5 separate regions of the Mus musculus genome follow, and all the other regions are linked to region 2. A link is a loop called in an ENCODE intact Hi-C map of the cell type or tissue named here. Cell type or tissue: left cerebral cortex. All regions are shown on one strand.

Evidence for each region. Hi-C counts contacts between places; a loop is a spot of excess contacts. Peaks named below come from ENCODE experiments on the same cell type or tissue, not always from the same donor. Only the 100,000 strongest peaks of a DNase experiment are listed, where the experiment ranks them.
Region 1: it touches region 2 in a loop (5-fold over the local background); 32 of 42 quality-filtered maps call a loop at or near these places.
Region 3: it touches region 2 in a loop (9-fold over the local background); 12 of 42 quality-filtered maps call a loop at or near these places.
Region 4: it touches region 2 in a loop (5-fold over the local background); 40 of 42 quality-filtered maps call a loop at or near these places.
Region 5: it touches region 2 in a loop (7-fold over the local background); 32 of 42 quality-filtered maps call a loop at or near these places.

What each region holds. Positions count from the first base shown.
Region 1 is chr3:121,547,545-121,552,544 of GRCm38, forward strand. The region is part of intron 1 of Gm40135 (a long non-coding RNA gene); the gene reads left to right. Among named protein-coding and RNA genes, the nearest start is that of Gm40135, 4.8 kb to the left of the region's middle. In left cerebral cortex, a CTCF peak has its summit at 2,998 (motif pointing right); DNase peaks (open chromatin) are centred at 670 and 3,023.
Region 2 is chr3:121,734,329-121,739,328 of GRCm38, forward strand. F3 (coagulation factor III) reads left to right here. Exons shown (of 6, transcript NM_010171.3): 6 at 1-724. Among named protein-coding and RNA genes, the nearest start is that of F3, 13 kb to the left of the region's middle. In left cerebral cortex, CTCF peaks have their summits at 2,362 (motif pointing left), 2,568 and 3,342 (motif pointing left); DNase peaks (open chromatin) are centred at 1,912, 2,338 and 3,298; H3K27ac peaks cover 790 bases.
Region 3 is chr3:121,633,742-121,638,741 of GRCm38, forward strand. A730020M07Rik (RIKEN cDNA A730020M07 gene) reads right to left here. Exons shown (of 3, transcript NR_036458.1): 3 at 3,385-3,953. Among named protein-coding and RNA genes, the nearest start is that of A730020M07Rik, 10 kb to the right of the region's middle. In left cerebral cortex, a CTCF peak has its summit at 2,702; DNase peaks (open chromatin) are centred at 1,925 and 2,812; H3K27ac peaks cover 592 bases.
Region 4 is chr3:121,537,342-121,542,341 of GRCm38, forward strand. No RefSeq gene overlaps it. Among named protein-coding and RNA genes, the nearest start is that of Gm40135, 5.4 kb to the right of the region's middle. In left cerebral cortex, a CTCF peak has its summit at 2,842 (motif pointing right); a DNase peak (open chromatin) is centred at 2,922.
Region 5 is chr3:121,305,035-121,310,034 of GRCm38, forward strand. All of the region lies in intron 2 of Alg14 (asparagine-linked glycosylation 14), which reads left to right. Among named protein-coding and RNA genes, the nearest start is that of Alg14, 16 kb to the left of the region's middle. In left cerebral cortex, CTCF peaks have their summits at 1,823 (motif pointing right) and 2,729 (motif pointing right); a DNase peak (open chromatin) is centred at 2,735.

The DNA of each region.
Region 1 (5,000 bases), 190 kb before region 2:
TTTCAGCTTGTAATATATATATATAAATGAAGCTTATGGATCACTGCCTAAAGAGAATGCCTTGAGTAGAAGATTAATTGGTACATGAGTTTAGAATCACTCAATTCTCAGATGCTGTCATCTGTCCTGATATCCAGTCAGGTCGGCAGGCAAAGCTACGTGCTTTTGTTTCTACACCGCCACTTCCTTCTTTTCTTCTTGTGTCTCACTGTTTTCCTTCTTTGGGAAGCGGGGGAGTGAAAATTCCCTGTGCCAATCTCCATAGTGTTGGTTGTAGGGCAGACAACGCATTAAACTCACAGTTCATTTAATCCTGTTCCCCGGAAGCAGGGCTATCCCTGGGGTGCATCGTCTTGCTCCAGGTCACACGTTCAGGAAGTGATGCAGCCAGAACTGACTCTGGGCTGCTCAGATCTTTCTTCCTGAGGCTCAGGTTCTGTGGTTACACTTCGTCGTCTTCCGACACAGATCCCGGGACAGATATGAGTGAGAGACATGTATTCTAAGGTGGCTCTTGTACCCTGCAGTATGATCTCTGTCCTCGTTGATTTGTGGTCTGGTTTGGAAGCTTCCGTTGGTGCCCACTCATCTCAGCAAGCTGGGACAGTCACTACTGGACACCCTTGGTTACAGAGCATAGTTTTATGTAATAGGAAGAGGTCTTTCAGAAATGTAATCCGGAGGAAGAGAAACGTCATGAGTTTCCGGGTGTTTGGGTTCCCCATTTTCACCCCCACGTTTCAAGTGGGATAAAAAAAAAATCCCTGCCTAAAGATAAAAATAGTTTCCTTTGTAGCTTTACCTCATAAAGCAACGACACATTGTGTTTTTTTCATGGAAAGGTCTATTTCTAGAAAGAATGTGGAGCACCCTCAGCCTCATGAGTAATAAGTATTTGGCAAGATGATGCTTTCCACAGACAATCACCCTGAACCCTTCTTTGGAAGGTTTATGTCCCCCACCCCCCTACCCCGCACACACTAGTCTGTGGTATGCAAAACTGTATTTCTGTTTTGTTTTGTTTTGTTTTTAAAGATAAGTGTACAGGGCTGTGGAAACTCTGTTTATTTTTTTAGGTAATGCCTTGGCAATTTAGACGCCACAAGTGGAGCAGAGAGAGCATCTCTCCTGGCTTTACAAAATTAAACCGTAAGAAACTACATGCTCGCTCACCTATTTTCGCCCAGGGAGGTGATGGGCTCCGTGGATTGCATGTGGAGTTTACGAGAGGAGACTCTTGCGGGTAGTGAATGGGAGGTCACAGGAAAAAGGTGTGCACTATCCCCCCCCCTCCAGTGTGTGTGGGGGTGGCTTCAGCTCACAATCGTTTACCTTTCTGTTGTGGTACAGTTTCCTCTGGATCCAGATGTTTAATCAGCTAACTGTAAATGCAGCTGGAATTGGTTTCCTACCTCCTTCTGGAAGACTCAAATGAATACCAATAATGAAGATCAACCAAGATATACATACCACGTAGAGCAGTGATTCTCAGCCTTCCTAATGCTGTGACCCTTTAATACAGTTCCTCAGGCTGTGGTGACCCCGCCAGCCATAAAGTTCTTCTTGTTGCTGCTTCATAACTATATTTTTGCTACTGTTGTGTATTGTAGTGTATCCTGATATGCAGGATAGATGACCATTATGAAAGGGTTGTTCAAACGCTAAGGGGTTGGGACCCAAAGGCTGAGAAACTCTGACCGTCTAGCCTCATGGTTTTGTTTGCTTGTTTGTTTGTTTTCTTAGAATTTTACAGATGAACATGCATCCTGCGTGCTATAGAAACGGTTCCTTAATCAGGAGAATGGCCTTCTACTCTGCTTTTACACCATTTTCTGGCTCTCTTGTGTCCTGTGACTTTCTCTTGATAATATCTCATCTACCTAGAATCTCAGAGGTTTTGACCAAATAATTTGGAATTTGGTATCAGATACTCTCCTCACTGGGGAAAAACTGGTTGACCTCTAACTTGGAAAACCAAAAACAAACAAAGGTGAGAAAAAAGGATGGGAAATCAAGCTTAAAATACATTAATAATTAGCATTATTGATATCGGAGAAAAACAAGCAGCTTGACAGAAAGTTAGATCTCAATTGTTCCCTCACTGTAGGCAGAGCCACGGCCCGCTGATGCTGAATTTGGCGCCTGGTGCTTTTCGTAGCCGTGCATTTTCTGCTCTGAATTTCTTTATACAAACAGAACATAGTTCGGCTCAGATTTCATCCATCTTAATTGAAGTGACACTTTAATTGATAGCTCAAGTAAGTTGAGATTTACAGATTTAGAAAGCAATCACGACTATGCCTTCACTTGGGTTATGTTATGAAAATAAGTGAAAACTCGTTTGAACCATGTATAACTTCCTCACAAGAAAAAAAAAGAAAGAAATGCATGGTGTGTCCAAATGGGCCATGCACACGTGTGCCCGAGATGCCGCAGCTCCGCTCTGCATATGGAGGGGTTACAGAACAGGCCCCAGGTGAGGCTTGCCGCAAGCTTCATTTAATTCAGGGGAATGAGACCCAGCTAGAAGTGAGAAGGCGTGGCCTGCAAAAGTGCAGTGAGCTTACATCCAAGTCATCATGGCTTCAGGCTTAGAAGAAAGAGAGGACTCAGGACCGAATGCTCTCAGTGCCTGAGATTCTACTTCGTCTGAGCCAAACAGAGTGATCACAAAACAACAATCTTAAAGGAAAGGGAATCAAAGGCACATCACAGAGGCCGTTGTGCTTTCTCATAGTTGCTTTCCCCCTCAGTTCTCACAACAGAAAGAATAATTATTCTTTGGAAATCTAAGGCTGATAGAAGAGAGCTACGTATAACACCAAAAACTCTTAAGTCTGGTTGTTTTTAAAGATCTGGAATAATTTATTCTTTTATCAATATCTTCTTATTTTTCAGACATTTAAGTATGTTTTGATCAGATTTATCCCTCCCTTAATTTTATTGTTTAAATTTAATTGAATTTTAAAGATTGTTTTTATTTGTATGTGCACCACATACATGCAGTGCCCTCAGTGGCCAAAAGAGGGCACCAGATCCCCTGTAACTGTTACTGTAGTTTCAGACATTCGTGAACCACACCACATAGATGTTGGGAATCAAACTCAGGACTTCTACAGATGAACTGTTTCCCCTCCCTCCCTCCCTCCCTCCCTCCCTCCCTCCCTCCCTCCCTCCCTCCCTCCCTCCCTCCCTCCCTCCCTCCCTCCCTCCCTCCCTCCTTCCTTTTCTTTCCTCCTTCCTTCCTTTCTGTCTTTCTTGATAGGGTTTCTATCCTGGAACTCTCTCTGTAGACCAGGTTGGCTTCGAGCTCACAGAGATCAACCAACCTCTGTTTCCCCAGTGCAGAGATCTACAGTGTGAGTCACTGTGCTGATCTCAGTAAATGCTCTTACCTGCTGACTTGTCTCTCTGGCCCGTTTGTTCCTTTCTGTTGGGTTATTCTTACTACACTGTAAAAATTCTGACGAGTCCTTTATAGAACATGTACTTTGCAAACACCATGCCTTAGGTTGTGGCTTGTCTTTTAATTTTTTTCCTCAGACTTTAAGTGATTCATCAAACATAAAAATTATACATGTCAATGGGGGAATCTTGTATTTTTTTGATACATATATATGTTGTATAATGCTTAAATCTAGCTAACCATATTTGTCATGCCCCACCCCCAAACATTTAACATTTCTTTAAAATGAATCCTTTTTTGAGATGTGGAATACATCTTTTAATTTTCTTAATGACTCCTTTGGAGTAGCAAAGCTCGATTTTGATAAAGGCCAGTGTTATACTTTAAAATTTATAGGTCATGATTTTGGTGTCACATCTAACAAATGTGTACATAACCGAAAGTGGTAGCATCTATTTTTCTCCTAGAAGTTTCATAGTCTTACAATTTCAATTTTGATCATCATCCATCTTGAATTGTGGAGCTGGAGAGATGGCCTAGTGGTTAAGAGCACTGACTGCTCTTGCAGACGACCCGGGCTCAGCCCTCAGCACCCACCTATCTGTAAGTCTAGTTTGAGGGGATGTTCTCTTCTGGCTTCTACGGGCCCCAGTTATTCATATGGCACACATGTGTACATGTAAGCAAAACACTTACATACATGAAATGAGGAGAAACAGATCTCTCTCCCCATCTTAAATTGTATGTGGGGTGAGGTGAGGGCCTCCTCCTTCCTCCTCCTCCTCCTCCTTTCTTATGACTGTATAATTATTTCATTCATTGAGTGGATCCATTGCTGGATCAAGAGTTGCATACCGCAATGGGGCACATGCTGCCTTGCAATGAAGCCACAACTTGAAGATCAGCTACTTTGGAGTCATACTCCACTGTCATTCTCTAAGAACTGTCTGCTCTCTGCATCAGCTAAATAAACAAGCTGAAGATGCGGCAGGCATCACAGACCGGGCTGATCTTCCACAGTGGTACTTAACTCTCTGCAGCATCCCCAGGGATGTGGCATTGCCTCTTCCTGCAGGGAGATTACAAGTTCAAGGCTCGCCTGGGCTGTAGAGTGAATTCAAGGTCATCCTGGACAATGAGACCCTTGTTGATTCCCAAACAGAAGATTTAAAAAGGGCTGGAGTGGAGGGGTACAAAGCTGGCCCAGCAGGAGGCCAGAGGTACAACCCCAGTATTGAAACAAAACAAAACAAACAAAAAACAAAAATGGAAAGGAAACAGAGTTCCGACATCAAAACTGCTTTTCCTCTGTGGAGCACGACTTTGCAGACCACTGGCTAGAACCTTTTCCGTCTCATCAAGCCACAGCACTAAACCCAGAATCTCTGCTTTGCAGACCACGGCAACCAGTTGGGCCTCATCTAACTTCATCCTATAGTCTTTCTTCTTTGATTTTAATATTTTTAATTTATTCCTTCACATATTACGCCCTGATGTCAGTTTTCCTCCTATTTCTCCTCCTAATCTCTCCCTACCTCTCCCCCACCCCATATTCACAACGTCCATTCCCAAACATAGTCCCTAGAACTCTGTC
Region 2 (5,000 bases):
GCCTGCCGATCCTAGCTCAGAGAGGCTGCCTTCATGGCCTGTTACTCCAGCTAACGCTTTGATTCCAACACTAGCATTTGTCACGTTAGGACGAACTGAAACGGTACAAACTGGTTAACACTACAGCGCCTTTTGCACAAATGCTTTAGATTGTATGGTCTACACTCAGGAAGACACTAGGTCACCCAGGCAAAGCCAGTGGACAGATGCCTTTCATATAACCTGGGTGGGCTTTTGGAAAATCTTTGAGAAGTTGATTTCATAGGCTGTAGAACAGTAAAGTGGGAACTGGGCGGACTTTTCTAACAGTCGTACTTTTATAAAGCGGTATTTGGGTGTTTTTTCCCTCGAATAGGTACTTTTGGAAGTTCAAAGCAAGTGGCAAACTTTCATATAAACATGTTAAATGCAGGATATTTCTGCTTGGGGCATCTTTGTGATTTGTACTTTCCTACAATTTAGCACTTTAACTGACAATGATGGGGTTTAAACATTTGACAGCCAACTCTATTTTTATACGACTACTATACAAAGAAACTACATATAGTTTTATGATTTAAGGTACTTAGAAATGTTTATGGTTAACATTGTATATATTTACATAAAATTTAAAGGTTTTGTATATGGGATTTTCTATTTATATAGCTTCTATTTGTATATTTTGAGATAATTTATTTAATATACTTTTATATAAATAAAGGTGATTGGGAATTGAGACAATCGCATTTATATCTTCCACTTATTATTTACTTCTTGGTTTTCACATTAGGTGACTCCGTTGCTGTAACAATTGACCTTATCAGTCTTAGTGGCTTACAACAATATATACTTTTCGCTTAGACTACGTGTTTGTGAGTGTTGGTAGGTGGTAGCTCCTAATGGTGTCTTCTCATTACAAGGCCCGAAACAAAGCAGGGGTCTCTATTGGATCAGAGCAAAGGTGAACACACACACACACACATGCACGCGCGCACACACACACACACACACACACACACACACACACACATACATGCGTACACCCCCCCCCCCCCAAAGCACAACCATACCAAGGCAAACAAAACAAAACAGCAAAACAGGCTGCTACACCTTCCTTTTTTTTTAGTTTTTCGAGACAGGGTTTCTCTCTGTATAGCCCTGGCTGTCCTAGAACTCTCTCTGTAGACCAGGCTGGCCTCGAACTCAGAAGTCCGCCTGCCTCTGCCTCTCCAGTGCTGGGATTAAAGGCGTGTGCCACCACGCCCGGCTACACCTTCCATGTTTAAGCCACTTTTTAAAAATGACTTTTTGATTATAATTACATCACTTCCCCCCTTCCCTTTCCTCCCTGCAGTCCCTCCCTCGTAATCCCTGCCCTTTGACCCTTAGACTCATTCGAATTCATAGTCTTAACACTTCCACCGAATACTTTGGTTCACCAGTCAAGCAAGTCACGTGACTAAGCCTGATAAACCTAGCCTACTGAGAGAGACCATCTAGTACAGACTTAGGGTTCTCCCCAGTCACTCACTTGCATTTTGGAGGAGGCTCAAAGAAAAAGAGACCTGCCTTTGATTTTGTTGTTGTTGTTGATAAAAATTGGAAGGATCAAGTTAGACCTCATGTGAGGAAACTAAGCACAAGGACTCGGTCATGCTGAGTTGACTCAGTGACTTCTAAAACGGAGAAACGGAGCGAGTCCTTCAGAGGCAGCAAAAGTCTACACTGCGCAGAAAGAAGATCTGAACTGAATGATGGTGTTCTGAGCTGGCTGCCAGGCAAACCTGCTCTTGCTTCCCTCCCTCTGTGCAAGGCTGGGGAGTTGCCAGTGGCCCTCTTAACTGGTCGGTTTTGTTTACTCAATAACAAATGCGCTCCATCTGCCCCGCTGCGGGCACCAGTGCAGCTTTTGATACCACAGCGACCAGTGTGTGTGGTGGAGTCCCAAAGAGAAAGGACAAGCATGTGTCCTTGTCCTCAGAGAGGGGCCTTACGCCTTATCTTGAGTCCCTGCTCACATGACTTATCCAGGACAAAGAGCTCGGTGTAGCACACGAAGGGCAAAGTTGGCTACAGGAGCTCATGACTGACCTTGCCTTCCTCTGCCAGGAATAATTATAGCATTATGTAATCCCCTAGCTTCATAATCTAAGGAATTTGAATTATCTGCAGACTGAAAGCAGGTCTGGATGTAACAAGGTAGAGCAGGAGGAAGTCGTTATAGATGCGGTGTAGCGGTGCTGCGGGAATCAGAAGGTTCCACTCCCAGCGTTAACCATTGCACACAGGCCCCCTCTCTCCTTGTTGTGGACATGAGACAGCTGCTCCTAAATCAACACAACGGGTTCTGCAGCCGAACTGCTGCCCTCTAGTGGGCCGAACTGAACGTCTCCCTCCCTGTGCTGGAGCCTATCAAGCATACTATATTAATTACTAAACAGAACTCGAAAGCTCTCTACAGATACATTTTCCATCTTAAATTACTGTTTGGCATATATGTAAGAGACTCTTTTTGAACTCTGAGTCAGAGCAACTCTCTCTTAAACAATCATCTTGCTCCCTTAGGGAAAACTCATTTCTGAATGCCCTTCCTATGAGCTCCTGGATTTAACACGTACTCTTTAACACATTCTCTTCCCCCAACTGTTGCCTCGCTGTTTCTTTTTTTCTTTATTATAATCTTGGCTTTAATAGAGTGGGATCAATCCTATTTAAGGAGAGGCTCCCGCAAATGACCAGTATGCACATTTGTTTAACATAGCAGGAGCCCTCACTTAATCACACACAAAAGGATGCTCTGACTGGGTGCTGCACACAGATGATCTGTAGAGCAAAATGAGAAGACAAGTTGGGGACGTGACAGACTCCTGGAATACACTTCACCCAAAGCCCCCACCACTGGAAACCCAACTAATTATTTTAGCAAGCTGGAGCTGGGTTTTCTGTTCCCTGTGATCAAGCCTTCTGTCCTTTGTAGTTAAAAAGAAATACCCAAACTAACATTGTATTATGAAAGTCAAGCATAAAGAAAGAAGCCAGCTATGGTGGTTTGAATGAGAACGGCCCCCATAGGCTCATATGTTCAAGTGCATGGTTCCCAGCTGGTGGCATTATTTGGGAAAGATTGGCCATGGTGGGTGTGGCCTTGTTGGAGTTTGTTGCTGCTGGTGGACTTTGAGGCTGAAAAGTCCATTCCATTCCTCTCTCTCTCTCTCTCTCTCTCTCTCTCTCTCTCTCTCTCTCTCTCTCTCTCCCTCCCTCCCCCTCCCCCTCCCCCTCCCCCCTCCATAACAGTTACTCTGGCATTAGGTCCAAGCCCATGGCCAAGCGCCACCTAGTGTACATGCTTTAAGCCTGCAACATCTAACAAATTATGATGCCTTCCAAATATGCACTGTAGCCCCAACTTCTTTAAAAGTTCACAGCTGTCCTGCAGATCCAACTACTTACAAAACATACTTGACATCTCACAGGGATTTTATTCAAACCATCCAAAGAGAAGCTAATTCCCTACCTCCTTCAAATCCAGTTCTCTCCAGTCTTTTCCATTTCAAGAAATGGACAACTTGGCTCAGGAGGCCAAGACCCTGGTGTAATTATTAGAGTGTCTTTCCTTTTCCCATGCCCCTTCAATCTAAATGAAGTTGGCCAGCTTTTGGGTTAAACAAGATACGAGTTGCAACTGCCACTTCCCCAACTCCACTTTGAGGCACTATGATGACCCTGCCAGGCAAGGCTGCCACCCTGCCTCCACTACTCACCTCCTTCCTCCCTGCTCTGACCATGATCTTCATGACAAGGCACAACGCCCAAGGACAGGACTATCATAACATGCTGGGTTTTAGGACTTCATTTTTAATTTCCACCCCCCCCACCTCTTTTCCCTATTTGACAGCAGAAATCATTCCAGGCACACCAGTGATCTCCCACTGCAGTGTGGCTTTTCCTGAAGGGTATGGACCAACATCCATTCACTGCAGACAGGACACCAGTGACAGAACACAGAAACAATTCCATCTGCTGCTGGCTAATCTTAGGTCAACCTGATACAAGATGGAATCACTTGAGAAGAGAGAACCTCAGTTGAGAAAACGCCTCCATAAGATCAGGCTGCCGACAGGCAAGCCTGAATAGCATTTCTTAATAAGTGGTTGATAGGGGGGGGGGCAGGGCCAACTTATTGTGGGTGCGATATTCCTGAGCTGGTGGTCCTAGGTTTTATAAGGAAGCAGGCTGAGCAAGCCATGGGGAGCGAGCCAGTAAGCAGCATCCCTCCGTGACCTCTGCATCAGCTCCTGCCTCCAGGTTCCTGTCCAGCTAGTTTGACGTCCCCTGACTTCTTCCAGGGAACTATGATTCAGGACATGTAAACCAATAAACCCTTTCCTCCCCAAGTTACTCTTGGTCATGGTGTTTCATCTCAGCCATAGTAACCCTAACTAAGACACATCTAAATGTAGTTTGCTGAACCAAGGAGTTTAACTGGGATGACATACAGCGTGGGTGGGGGTTACTCACAGAAGCATGGGCAATTCGCTGCCGGGACACCACTGATGAGGAGCGTCCGTCCCAAGCATGTATCAGTAGGGAAGGGAGGTGCCCTGTGCACCCTCCCTCACTTCCACAGAGAAGGCTAGTGGCTCAGGCTTAAGACCCCCTGCAGGGAATCAGCACTGCAGTGATTTGATGGTTAGCAGTTCCATCATGCGCAGAGGCAGAGTTCCACAGTGACCAGGGTCACCCCTTCTAACTCCCTCTTCTTCCTTAGCTTAGCTGATACCTTCCTAGTGTGAGGAGGAGTGGGTGGAGGTGAGGCAATGTTTATTTGATGCCACAGCCCTTTCCAGGTCTGATCTATGTCCTAGTCCTGATTGGTTACCCTGCCACAGGGAACCTCACTGCTAGCTGCCACCTCCCTTCCTGAGACAAGGGTCACAGAACTGCTGCAGCTGACCGGATGGGGGAAGAGTCAAGGGTGAAACGTCAGACGAGTGAGAAGCAGTCTCACATCTCAAAGGATA
Region 3 (5,000 bases), 100 kb before region 2:
GGCTGGCAAAATGTAGACAGGATACAGCAGCTCCCTCTCTGTCTTCTACTTTTATGTTCATTTATAATGCTTAATATCAACACCACCACCAACAACAACAATAATGATTGTGGAGGCAATGCTAAAATCTGAATATGGACTGAAAAAAATAGAAAATAGGTGAATCCTGGACTATAGAATACATTTCACTATATCCACTTGGTATATTTTTAGATTTATTATTTTTCAAGTAGCTAACATACATACAGAACTCTGACTTAAAATCTACAGTATAAACTGATGTTTTTTTGTGGGTTCAGGTCTCTCTTTTAGTATGAATCTTTCTGGCTGACATTTGCATTGCTTTATGTAAGCTATAGCCAAATTTCTCCTCTGTAATTTAACTTTAGCTTCTTCAAAGAGAGAGCAAGGGTCCTAGACAGTATAGGCCAATTTATCTTCCCGTATTTTTCATCCAGCAACACCACTTACATATCAACATTGGTTGTAAAGGCATCTAGGAATTGAGTATTCTCACCCCTTGGTTTGCTTTTCAACTTTACACCGTTGCACTTAATTCTTATAATGGTTAAGTAAGTTACCCTGTCATGACCACAAGGACTATGTCACCATCAGACCTGAGGACAAGTGCAACCGAGTCTTGAGAAGCATGCTGCTTAGCTGCCATGAGCACATGGTGCAGCCTTGTACTTGAGAGGAACTGGTGGACACACTGTCACAAGAATAGAGAGAGGGCTGGCCTTGAAAATTCACGTGTTGGAGCTTAACTCCCAAGACAATGGTGTTAGGAGATGGCATCCTTACGAGCAATCGACCTCATGGATCGATTCAGATTGTAAAAGGAATTTGTGTGTGTGTGTGTGTGTGTGTGTGTGTGTGTGTGTGTGTGTGTGAGAGAGAGAGAGAGAGAGAGAGAGAGAGAGAGAGAGAGAGAGGGAGAGAGAGAGAGAGAGGATCTACTTCCATTTGATTTTTCTCCAATGTGAGGACTTGGGAACAAGGCATCATCTAGGATGCCGAGAAGAGCCTATATCAAACACCAAATCTTCTGTTTCTTGATCTTGGACTTCTAGTCTGTAGGACTGTATAAAGTCAACTCACGTTCTTTGTAAATTCCCAGTCTAAAGTATCTGCTATGGCAGCATTGTCCTGGTTTCATTTTGGTTGCTGTAATAAAATACTGACCAAAAGCAATTTTGTAGAAAGGAAGAGTTTATTTGGCTTATATACTTCCAGGTCATAGTCCACCATTGAGGGAAGTCAAGACAGGAACTCAAGCAGAAACCTAAATCAGAAACCACGGAGAAATGCTATGATTGGCTTGCTTGCAGGCTTGTGGTTAGCAAGCTTAGTCCAGGGCTACCTTCTTGGGTTTGGTGTTGACCACAGGAGACTGAGCCCTGTTAAATAAGTTACCAATCAATGACATTCCTCACAGACAAGCTCACAGGCCAATCTGATCTGGAAAGTCCCTCAACTGAGACCCTAGGCAGTGTCAAGTTGACATTTAAAACTAGGATAAAGCATGAACCGAGACAGAAATCATGATGTGTATATTCGACTGTGAAGATGGTGATCTAAATAGCTCATCTAATAGCTGCTTGAAGCAACCTAAGTCATTTGACTGAATTGTCTTCCATTGATTTCTTCCAGCAATGAGTACCTGCCTAACACGTATGCCAAGTCTGAAGAAGACTCAGCATAGTGCTTCATTCAATCTGCCCAATAGTGGCCATGACTAGGAAATGGGGAGTTAGGGAACAAAGCCTCCCAGAGAGGGAGGGAGGCGAGTGATTTTCAATCAAGCAGGGCTGGCTGCTACCCACTTCTACAGTTATTTGTTCAACTGGTTCTTGTGTTTATGCTGAAAATCATGGCCAGCAACTGACTCTCAAGCCTTCGGGGGCTCTCAGCATGTCCCCCTGGGGTGAGGCTGGGAGTGGCTGAGTGTTTGTTTTCCTCTGCCAGGTGGTTTGGCAGCCGTGTCCTTGTAGAACACAGTGTGTTCCTGTGAGAGTGTGTGAGTGAGTCACTGTGGGTCAGCTACGACGTGAGCTCTGGAAGGCGCCTTTGTGAACACTGGAACAGCCTCCCTGCTTCTCAGATGGGGAGAGAAGAGTAAGAGGACTTGGGTATCACACTGACCACCGTAGTCAGCAGATGCAGGGATGCTATTGTGCACCAATTCCGAACCTCTGCCCACGATTCTCTGAAGCTTAGAGAGACATCCCGGGATCTCTGGATGACAATTATCAAGAACAAAAGTGATCACTGAACGCTAACAAGGCAATTATAACATCTAAGACTACTGAATGAGAATGGATCTTTGGTGATCATGTAGCCCAAAGTCCGGTGATGGTAATGGAATTGTCTGAGGCATAAGCTAAAACAAGCAAATGAATGCTAAAGACTGAGGAACTGTTATGGAGAAATACATGCTATCTAAGCTATTGACCATAGTAACCAAGCTGGCTTGGTTAATTTTATTTCACATGTCTCTACCTCCTGTACCCGATACGTGATAGCTTCTAGATATGATGTCTTTAAAAAGGTTGTGAAACTTATCATTGGATTAACACGACATTTGTTCCATGAGGAGATTAAAGGTCTCAAGAAGATTGCTGGTGTAGTGAGGGTTTTGAAGTTGGCCTTGGGAAGGGGACTGGATTCTGAGGGTGATTTATGGGAGTGAGGAAGAGTGTGTTCTCACCAAGAGGGGGCAGACATGTTACAGATGAAGAAGCGAGTGAGCGATCTTGGGTTTGGAGAGTCTTGGCACATCCAGCTGGCCACAACAGTGTAGAGCTGAAGTAAGGGTATGAATGGACGGGCTTGCTGCCAAAGACCCAGAACTCTCTGTCCCTTCATTCTTTAGGTGTCAAAGACATGCTCTGTTTTGAGGAGGGAAAGATACACATGAACCGTTCTCAGCTACTAGACAGTCCCGATTCTCAAAGATTTCCCCTGCATCCTCCAAACACACTGTTCTAGTTAGGACAAAACTGACTTTCTTGAGAAATACTTTCTGCTCTTGAAAGCATAGTCCTGATGACCCAGGCTCAGCTGGCTCAGGAAGCTCAGGGAGGCGAGCGCATTAGACACGCTGGAAGAATATGTTTGCTGAACAGTCTTCATTCTCCAGAAGGGTTCAGACACAGGTCACATTCAGGGCTGGGGTTTGAGCCAGTGCTGATGGGTATCAGTACCTGCTTGCCCCAAGACCTTAAGCTGTATTTGTTCTTGTGCCTACAGGGGAAGCAAGCACAACTGCTCTCTGGGTACTTCCTCCTAGCCCGTCTACTTTCGCTAAGCCTTTCGGATTTCATTAAAGTTTTAAGAGCAGCGTTAGAACTTTATGGTTATCTGCTGATTTGGTCCAGCCAATAAGTTTCTAATTTCTTTTGCATTTATTTAATTAGTGTTGGGGAGCAGGTATGTGCATACCATAGAGTCTGTCTAAAAGTCAGAGGACAATTTAAGGGAGTTGGTTCTTTCTTCTCACCATGTGGATTCCAGGGATTGAACTCAGGTCCAGGCTTGGTGGCAAGTGTTTGTAGCCATTGAGCCATACTGCTGGCTCCAATAACTGTTTTTATTGGTAGGTGGGGTCATCTAATTTGTGGCTAGTCACAATTACTCTTGACCTGGTCTTGGTAGTTAGATTAAAGGTCAGGCACTCTGCACCAATAAATACTTACCTAAGACTTATGCTTTGATGCTGGAGGAAAGAATACTTTGTTCTGGAGTTGTCACATTGTGGTTCCCATGACAATGGTGCTGTGGTTCCCACCTCTCTGAGTCTTGCTTCTTTTACTTGTTCTTAGGTGATGCTCTGTTTGGCTCAAATATCTTCCTGCCCGTGAATCTCCTTTTCAGGGTGGTGTCCCCGAAAACCCAGCAGAAGGGTGGGGGAGGTCCTTGATGCTTGACTTGTCAGAAAATTTCCCTTTCATCTATAGTATAATTAAGACAGAAATAGGTAAGGATTCAGGAAGCATTCAGAAGCCATTTAACATGTTTACTAAAGGGAATTTCAAACCAATAGTCTCTTTTCTGCTATCAAGAATATTTTAGGATAAGCTCAAAGCAGTTTTGCCTATAGTCGTGGAGTGGCCTCTCCAGGACGTTTCTACCTCCATTTTTATCAAGAATGATCTGCATATCCAAGGGTTGCTCTAATGGGAAGATTTCAGAGAAGTTTGCGGTTTGTGTTGGTCCAGATTCACTTCCTTTTTGCTGAGTGGGTAATGATGACAGATGCCTCTGAACCAGCAGGTAAGGAGTGCCCAGTAATGGCCAGTCTGCTAAGTCCAGTCACTTTCACTGCCTAGTCATCAACAAGATTGTTGTTCTTAAAGTCTACGGCCAGCAAAACGACAGCAGCCACTCCTAAAGTCAAGACAACTTGATCTATCTCTGGGGCAGGCAAAGGTGTGTGGCCCCAGGGCCAGGGATGCCTCACTCTCACCCACACATAGAGATAGCATCTTTCTATACTCTACTGGCCAAGCCATGTGCCTGGGGGTCACTGTGACCGCTTGGAAGACTGTATAAATTTCTCCAGTCTTCACAAAGGTGCCCACAGAAGGTTCAACCTGCCAAGAGAACCTGCCCTCCCTCTCCCACATAATCCTTTTCTTCTTTAAAAAACAAAGGAGCTTGGGGCCCAGCTTGGAGCCCAGCATGGGCTTGCCAGGAACAGGGGCATACCTGTCATCTGCAGGTGTGTTCATGGTTCACGGAGCATGGAAGCTTAATGTATTTTCACATTGGCTAGGAATGTGTTTACCTGTTATTCTAGCTCATAGCCAGACAAGAAAGATTAGTGCCGGGCATGTTGAGTTTACTGAAAAGCTCAGAAACCAAAGGAGGCTAAATGGTGTGCTTCCTTTCCTCTGTTATATGCCTGTGTCAAATGAAGATTTTGGGCACCATCTTGAAAAGTTCCCTGTGATAACTTCACCTTCTTGTTAATAATAGGCACTTGTTAATAAAAACAG
Region 4 (5,000 bases), 200 kb before region 2:
TAACTAGGAGTCCAGGGTGGCACAGGTGAGACAGTCTCAGCCTTCTGGGTTTTGTTTTTCAAGAAAACAGTTTTCAGCTGTAGCACACACAGAACGGAGGCCTTGTGAAGTCACCAGGAGAAGGCACCGTTTGCAATTCAGGGGTCTGGGCAACAGGCAAGTGTTCTGTGCTTCAAGCCCCCAGTGCTGTGAGGAAGTGCCTTGCTGTTGTTTAAGCTGCCCAGCCTGTGGGGTTTGGTCATGGAAGCCCTAGAAAACGCACCAAGCACTGTTTGCAATTTATTCATACAAATTCAGAACAAAGGCGTCCTGTGTTCTGGCTCAGACTTAGTGCGCAGAGCACCGTGAGAGGTCTCTCTCTCTCTGTGTGTGTGTGTGTGTGTGTGTGTGTGTGTGTGTGTGTGTGTGTGTGGACCTGAGCAGCTCAGGAGGCTGGAGAAGCAGGCTGAGGGGTCCATCTCAGAACAGCACCCAGGGATGTTCCAGCCCCTCAGCCCTGACCTGCATAGGTGCACACATAGTTCCAGCTGCAACTCACCAGTTTCTGGTCACACTGTCATGGCTTCAGTGACACCTTTGATACCTTTCCAAATGTCAACTTGCTTGACGACTTAACTTTGTTCTTTTTCAAACACTTGTCTCGAAGGCAACTCAGGGTGCCCAAAAATTTGTTACACATCTAACCCATCTATCCATCATTCATTTATCTGCATTTCTGTATACTTATTTGTATCTATATGCAAGCGGGGGGAAAAACCCTGCAAGCAGGGGGAAAACTGCAAGCGGGTGTTTCTAAGCCTTGGTGTTACCTGAGAGGGTAAAGGAATGCTGGTCTTTGCTACATCCACTCCAGTAGTGACTTGCTTGACAGGTTTAGAAACCTGGAAGCAGTCCCAAGGAGAAGAGTTTCTTGGAAACTTAGTCTCCTGGAACTGTGGCATCCCATAGCACATATGCTCCAATTTTGTCCTGGTGAATGGATCTGTGTGCTTCCTTTCAGTATTGTTTCGTTATAGGTGCCTCCAAGCAATGACTTGCCAAATACCTAAGCAAAATGGAACTTTGCTTCTTGGCCTTCACCAATACCCTAGGTAGTCCTTGAGCTGACTCTGGTCTTGGTAAGAAAGTTGCCTATTCAGTGACATTCAGAATTGCCTCTAGTATTGTAAGAGAGATAGTGAAAGAAATCAGGCCTTACTATATACTACATAGAGTTAGAAATCTCAGGGCAAGCTTAGCAACGTAAATTTAGAATTTTTTTTTAAAGATTTATTTCTTTATTATATGTAAGGACACTGTAGTTGTCTTCAGACACACCAGAAGAGGGCGTCAGATCTCGTTATGGATGGTTACTGTGGTTGCTGGGATTTGAACTCGGGACCTTTGGAAGAGTAGTCAGTGCTCTTAACCGCTGAGCCACCTCACCAGCCCCAAGTTTAGAATTCTTATTATAGTTATGTATGGCAGACTACATTACTTATTAGTAGAAAGTCCCCACACACAATCACTTAGAATAAAAGCCAAGTCACTCCCATATACAGGAATTTACAATGGTTTAGGAATTAGATCAAGCTGTGGTTTTAAAGTATTGCATTATTCATGAGAAGGTTAGCTAGAACGGAACTCCCTAATTAGAGCCATGACTTGGGCATGAAAGCCCTTGCCCTGGGAGTGTAAAGACCTCACACCTGGCTTCCTAGAATATAGCTGACCTTAGATAGAGCTGACCTTGTCTCAGTTGTTTTATTGCCCAGTTCCTGCCAGTCTTTGTGTTTGCATTCCTGTTTTGTGTGATAGTCATTAAGCATCCAGTAATCTCATTGTACCTTGCCGATGTGTCACCGAACTTCCCTATTTTCTACTGTATAAAAAGTTTGATGCTCAATTTGACATTACATTCAGATCCAACACACTCTCTCGTGTCATGTCTGTTTGTCACCCCATTCTCGCCGACTCTATGTCCACCTGCCGGAACCCCTGACTCCCCACGAATTGAGGGGGGCCGATTGAGCCCGGTCCGTGGAAGGTCTTTAAACTAATTGGTTTACAGCACCTGGTTAAACCATAAGGAGGGAGCGTACATCAAAACCGGAGCACCTTGACCTAGGAAAGACTTAGGTTTTCTTAGCCCACTCTGTTGTTATCAGCTAGCAGCAGCTACTATGTCTATTTTGTTACTTCCAGGGACATTTTGTGATTTTTCTCAGACCTCAAGGGCAGGGGCCATGCCCTTGCCTAAGGGCAAGTTAACTTAGAACGGAGTCTACAGTGCAAATGGACTTTCTTCATAAAAGCCTGTTGCTATACATTTAAAAAAGATCAAGATATTGAAGTATCCGCTAAATATAAACGGCACAGAATCAGAAGAGTTTTTCTGCCTTAGTATTGTGTACAAAGATGTTAGAATAAGAGCTCATCCACCTTCAGCCTTTTCCGGGTGAGTGAGTTCTAATTTTTACTGCTTTCATCTGTTTGCTTTCAGCTCATCTTGGCTATTGTAATGGCCCTTGTCAGAGGCTTTGGTGGGCGCCTCTGAACTGATGTCAGACCGTGGACTGCAAGTCTAGACAGGGAAGAGTAGGAAGCACTAGAGTGCAGGTCATGACCCCACAGATAAAACACTAGATTGGCAGCAGCTGGCCCAGCCAGTCTCCCTGAGGCCGGCTGGGCAGGGGTGGGGGTAGGGGGAGTGGGGGATGGGGGTGATGTGATTGAGAACGGGTCAGGAGCTCCTGGAATCCTGAGCCCAGACACCTGATTTCACTCCCTCAAGTCCCACCCTGCTCTGTGGACTTTCACCCAGTTCTTTCTCCAAATACTTACAATTTAATCCAGAAGATGGAGCCAGAAGACTTCAAGCAGAGCTCATGGGCCTCAGACTCTAAGTAATTATTTACAAGACAAAGTGAGCGGCTGGTGAACTCTACCCAATCGGTTGATTAATGAGAGCTGAGCCACGATTTCTCTTCTACACTAGATATACAAGGCATCTTGTGTTCTGTTTGATTGTCTTGTTTTTGTTTTTCCTCTGGGACAACGGGATCTAAAGAGAAACCCAGGAGGAAGCGCAAAGGACAGAGAGAGAGAGAGAGAGAGAGAGAGAGAGAGAGAGAGAGAGAGAGAGAGAGAAAACAGAGGTAATCACAGAAGTCATGGGGAGAGAGGCCCCGCTGAGCCCTGAAAGATGAGCCTGCTTTAAGATACAGTTAATCAGCTCCAAACTGAATCTCATGGAGCATTTTGTAGGGTGGAAGCCTTGGAAAACAGCATCTTAAACTGTCTCTTACGTGTGTGTTTAGGCAAAACCTCATTGTCTTCTTTCTCATTTTAGTGCTGGGGTCTGAACCCACGGCTTTATGCACCCTAATCATTTGTTCTGCTGCTGGGCTCAACTTGTTGTATAAATAATCAAACTTGAAAGGGAATATTATGTTAGCAAATGTATTAGAGCGATAGTGAGGACAAGATACAGTCCTGGGGAGCAAATTCAGAGGCCTCATGATACTGTACATCGGGCTGGAGAGATGACTCAGCAGTTAAGAGCACTGATTGCTCTTCTGAAGGTCCTGACTTCAAATCCCAGCAACCACATGGTGGCTCACTCTGTAATGAGATCTGACGCCCTCTTCTAGGGTGTCTGAAGACAGCTACAGTGTACTTCCATCTAATAAATAAATAAATCTTTAAATAGAAAAGATACTGTACATCACACAGGCAAGAGTTCAGATTGTGGGGCTGGAGAGGTGGCTCAACGGTTAAGAGCACTGATTGCTCTTCTGAAGGTCCTGAGTTCAAATCCCAGAAACCACGTGGTGGCTCACAACCACCCGTAATGTGATATGATGCCCTCTTCTGGTGCGTCTGAAGTCAGCTACAGTGTACTTGTGTATAATAATAAAATCTTTGGGCTTGGAGCGAGCAGGGCTGACCGGAGTAAAATTTAATTTCCAAAAACCACATGAAGGCTCACAACCATCTGTACAGTTACAGTGTACACACATACATAATTTAAATAAATAAATCTTAAAAGAGCACTGACTGCTCTTCCAGGGGTCCCGAGTTCAATTCCCAGCAACTACATGGTGGCTCACAACCATCTGAAATGGGATCTGATGCCCCCTTCAGGTGTGTCTGAAGACGGCTACAATGTACTCATATACATTAAATAAATGAACCTTTAAGAGAGAGAGAGAGAGAGTATGGAGTTGTTGAGGAGGCAGGAGTAGATCTAGGAGGGAAATGCCAAGATACATTGTATGAAATTCTCAAAAAACTAATACAAATATTATTTTTAAAAGCTACATTAATTTGGGATGCCAGCTTCACTGGAGATAAGTAATTAGAAAAATGGAATCTGATGTACTTATCTGATGTACTAAATGGACTCATCAGGTTGTATTACACACACACACACATGTCACAATAATAATTAAAGAAGACATCGCTGGGCAGTAGTGGCACACACCTTTAATTCCAGCATTCAGGAGGCAGAGGGAAGTGGATCTCTATGAATTTGAAGATATCCTGGTCTACAGAGTGAGTTCCAGGACAGCCAAGACTGCTCAGAGAAACCTTGTCTTGAAAAACCGAAGGGAAAAAAAAAGCCAGGGGGGAGAGAAAGAGAACAGAAGACATCATGAACTTGATAAGGCATTGGGTGTATACAACACATGAGGGATTAGAACGAGAGATGGTGGAGTGGAAATGGTTTAAATATACTACTCATGTATGATAACCTATAAATAAATAAATCCCACAATCATGTCATGATTTTGGATACAGTTTCTTTTCTTTCCCTTTTTATTTTATATATGAAAACACTGAAGTCATTTTCTATGCATAAAACCTCTGGGTTGGGGAGAAGGCTGGGAAGCTTGCTCAGTTAGTAATGCACATTGCAAACGCAAGGACCTGGGCCTGGTTTACAGAGCCGTGTGGCAGATCTGAGGCCCGGAAGCACAGGCTTATAATCCCAAGCCTGGGGAGGTGGAGGCAGAAGG
Region 5 (5,000 bases), 430 kb before region 2:
AAGCCTACTTGATCATGGTGAATGATCGTTTTGATGTGTTCTTAGATTCGGTTGGCAAGAATCTTATTGAGTATTTTTGCATGAATGTTCATAAGGGAAATTGGTCTGAAGTTCTCTTTCTTTGTTTGGTCTTTGTGTGATTTAGGTATAAGCATAATTGTGGCTTATAGTACAAATTGGGTAGTGTTCCTTCTGTTTCTATTTTGTGGAATAATTTGAAGAGTATTGGTATTAGGTCTTCTTTGAATTCTGATAGAATTCTGCACTAAACCCCTCTGGTCCTGGGATTTTTTTGGTTGGGAAACTTAATGATTGCTTCTATTTCTTTAGGAGGTTATGGGACTGTTTAGATGGTTTATCGGAACCTGTTTTAACTTTGGCACCTGGTATCTGTCTAGAAAATTGTCCATTTCTTCCAGATTTTCTAATTTTGCTCAGTATAAGCAATTAGTAGGATGTGATGATTTTTTTTTTTAATTTCTAGGAAGGGACTTTTAATACAAGGAAATAGCATGGGCACAGCATTGAGATCTTACCATGACATATTAAATATGATACAAATAAAGGTACAGGCATATTCTTGATGTTTAAAACTGGTATTTTTACACACACCCACATTTAACATTAAAACAATCAAAATCATTTTGATTTTTTGTTTTTGTTTGTTTGTTTTTTGTTGTTTTGTTGTTTATGGGGTTTTTTTTTTTGGTTTTGGTTTTGGTTTTGGTTTTTCAAGACAGGGTTTCTCTGTATAGCCCTGGCTGTCCTGGAACTCACTTTGTAGACCAGGCTGGCCTTGAACTCAGAAATCTGCCTTCCTCTGCCTCCTGAGTGCTGGAATTAAAGGCGTGTGCCACCACGCCCGGCTTTTTTGTTTTTAACAGGGTCTCTTATGTAACTATGGCTGTCCTAGAATTCCCTATGTAGACCAGGCTGACCTGAACTTACAGAGATCCACCTGCCTCTGCCTCCTGAGTGTGAGTGGCAAAACTCTTGTCTTTTAGAACACTTTATTCAGCTATAAGTATTTGCCCCACTTGACAGGAATGGTCTGTTAACAGAATCAACCCAAGACCACTCCTTCTATCATGAACCCCACTCAGCTGCAGCGAGAAGATAGTCATACAAGACACAATGTAACTGTAAGTTCATCAGAAGATGAACAGCGCTGTGAAGGTTACATGGGCAGGAGCAGTGGAATGAATGCAGCTGCTCACTGGGCCTGGGGAAGAGGACACTGAGAAGAAGGCTGTTTCAGCACAAGGCACATACATCACAAAGCCACGGAGGGGAGCAATGCTATGTTATGGTCCAGTGGCAGAATTCAGAGTGGAAGGACAGAGGCTGATGGAAGGCAGGCAGAGCAACATATGACATCGAATGCAGTTCCTGTCTCACTGAGGGTCTTGGGGGTCACTGGATGAACGTGCTTAGTTGTGTGGTAGGGTCTGACGCCCGAGTTACAGCTTCTCCTTGTACTGCAAAGCGCAAACAACGCCAAGAATCTGGGGACTCCTGCAGCCTCCCAGCTGGCTTGCACTAGTCAGGGTATAAGGAGGGCAAACAGTTGGACTGTTTTTTAGATTTGTTGTTGTTGTTGTTGTTGTTATTGTTGTTGTTGTTGTTGTTCTTTGTAGCCTTGGCTGTCCTGGAACTCACTCTGTAGGCCATGCTGGGCTCAAACTCACAGAACCACCTGCCTCTGTCTCCCGAGTGCTGGAATCAAAGCCGTGCACCACCATCTGCCTAGCAGATTTAATGTATCTGAAAATTACAACCTGCATATCTGTGTATGTACCATGTGCATGCCTGGTGCCCCTGGTGGTCAGAAGAGGTCACTGGATCCACTGGAACTGAAGTTACCAATGTCTGCGAACTATCATGTAGGGGCTGGCCATTGAACCCAAGTTCTCTGCAAGAGCAACGACGAGCACTCTTACCCACCGAGGCTTCTCTCCGGTACCTTTATCACTTTGACAAAAGTAGAGTTAGCAGACTTTCCAGGAAGATCTGATAGGAATTCGAGGAGAAAAGGGGTGACTTAGGAGCTTAATGTAGGCAATTATAAGAATACTATCGTTGGCCTGGTCAGCTGACGGCTCCGTGGCTAAGAGTACTCGCTGCTCCTGCAGAAGACCCAGCTAGTTTCCAGTAACCACATGGTGTCTTAACAACCATCTATAACTCCCAGTTCCAGAGGATGGGACCTCGTCCCCTCTTATGATCCCCATGAGATTGACACCAGTCATGAACATGGCTCACATTCACAGATACAGGTAAAACGTTGATACACAGAAAACAAAATACGTAAGTCTTAAAAGTCGGGGGACGGGAGGGAAACGAACATGTGTGTGTGTGTGTGTGTGTGAAGAGTACTGTTGCTTTGCCATCACGCTCTGGGAAGTCTGTCTACGTGCCTCTAAGTGTCTTGTATCACCCAGACTTGTCCAGCCGCCTCCACCGTGGCTGGAAGAGTTGGTGTTCTGCGGGTGCTTCTTGCACTCAGGCAAAGCTTTCCTAAGCCCTACACATTTGCTTGCTCTCTCCTTCTTACTCCCCTGGCCGCCCTTGACCACTTCAATCCCTTGTTCTCTTCCATTCAACACACTTTCCTCCCTTAAAGACTTGAAGAATGTTCTTGGGAGGTCCCTCCAGTGGGTTGATGAAGAATTTCTATTGTACTCTCCCTCTGCAGACAAGATGGCTGTGTTTGCTGCCATTCCTCCATCCTGCCACCAGGTGGCAGCATACTACAGGCCATTGAGCTGTTGACCAGAAATGGCCAGAAACTATCAGTGCTACAGACTGATCTGGTCAGGGTTAGACAGGAGAGTCTTCTACTCCCTTTTTTTGGAGGTCAAAATCATACATCTCTGTTAGATATTATTGTCATTTCTTCTTTTTTAGATTGCCTTTTCTTGAGTTAGAACACATTACATAACTCAAGAGTCAACCTTCCACCTGCAGGAAGTTTGTATTCCAGATGTTCTCCACAGGGCTGGGAACATACGTAGTTCAGGGTTAGGATGCGTCTGTAGGATGCACAACTGCTCGCATTTGGTCCCCAGCATGACAGAAAAAGGACTTTTTCCACTCAAACCCCTTGCTGCAGTTCTGTTATATTTATTTCAGTTTACTTCAGACGTGCTTCTTTGTCTAAGCAAGGAAGTAGCGCGAATCTGTGCCTTCCCACAATAAAATGTTTCTTGCGTGTGTTTGGTGGATATGCATACGGGGGGTGGAGGGGTGTTGTGTGCAAGTGTGTGAGTGTACCAGACTAGTAGCCAGCAATCCTGTCTCTATCTACCCCACCCCCCAATGCCATTGGGGTACAGAAATCACAACCAGTTTGTTACACAGGTGCACAGCACTCTGAACCATCTCTCTATCCCTATACTATTTCTCGAAAACTATAAAGTAGCTGCTAATTGAGCAGTTTTGTTTTCCGAATTTTTGCTGAGTTTTGTGCACAATATAAAGCAAGCAGGTGCCTCCCCTGCTCGGTGCATCTGGAAAGGAAGGCATCAGAGTGGGAAGCTGGAGTCGACTGGCAATGGGCTTGAGGGATGGCTCTGTCAGTAACTGGCTGCGCTGTAGCGGGAGGACCTGAGTTTGGGTCCTCGGCATCCACATAGCAAACTGGACAGTGCCGCACGTGCCTGTAATCTGTGCAGGGTGTGCAGAGATGGGCTGCTTCTTGGAGCTCGCTGGCTGGCTGGCCGGCCTAGTCAAATTGGTGAGCTTCAGGTTCAGTGAGAGACATTTGAGGAAGACACTCCACGTTGTCCTCTGATCTACACACAGACACCACCCCCACCATACACACACACACACACACACACACACACACACACACAAACACATATCAACACCACCACCACCACATCCCCCACAGCCCCCCACCCCTACAGGTTTATAAGAGCACCACTGAGCAGTGTCAGTAAAAGTCACCATCAACTTCTCTGACGCCTGCATTGCCACACAGCAGGGGCGAAGCCTTCATAGAGACCAACTGTGCTCTCAGACCCTCCACTTTCAGGTAGAAGACCAGAGCCACAACCCTGAGCTATGAAGGTGTTAGCCATCGTGTTACCATGACAACTGAGGACAGGGTGAGATGGTACCTAGGAAACAGGGGCTTCAGCAGAACGAATGCCTTCCCTGGCCCCTAATGCTTACCATTTAGGTCTATTCTCTGCATCATTTCCCAGAATATCCCATTTATATCTTCCAGGCAAGGAATTAATTAAAGATTAATTTTGAAGAAAGTAGTTTGCCCACAGAACAAAACTACGAGGTCTAACACGTGGGTCCCGTTTGCTTTTTACATTTTATTGCCTTCATATGCTCCCACATCATTCATTAACATGAGCTAGGCGTTCTACTGTCCTGGCTGTTGACTTAGGGGCCTCATAACTTCGTATCTAGGGGAGAATGTGCTGTGTATTATGGGATGCTTACCAGCAACCCTGGCCTTTTCCACCAAATGCAATGAATACCTTCCACCCCATGCACACCCACCAGCCGCGAACAGCCCTGCACGTCTCCAGTTATTGTTCTGTGGTCTAAGGAAGAGGGTTCCCCCTCTCTTGCTTGAAAACCAGTGGTTTGAGCTGATAACTACTGACTGTCAGATACTAGCATAAGAAAAACCCAAACCAGCAATCAGCAAAAGGAATTTTGAGAAAAGGGGAGGGGTTGGGGAAGCTTAAAAGAAAACAGTTATTTTCAAAGAAATGAGAGGTTATCATGTCCCCAGGAATAAGATCTAATTTTTTAAGAATTCAAAAACATTCTGAGTAGGGTTTTTTTTTATTGTTATTAAATTTTTTATTGCAAGAATGAAAACGAAATCTACAAAGCACTGGACAGTCACACTGAAGATTCTGCGATAAGCTATAAGAAACATTGAAAAACCAAGAGTAAGCACATTAGACAGTCAGACTGTGTCTCTAAGGATGTCCCAGAAAAGGCAAGGCAGAGGAGAAAAGGTCCAAACA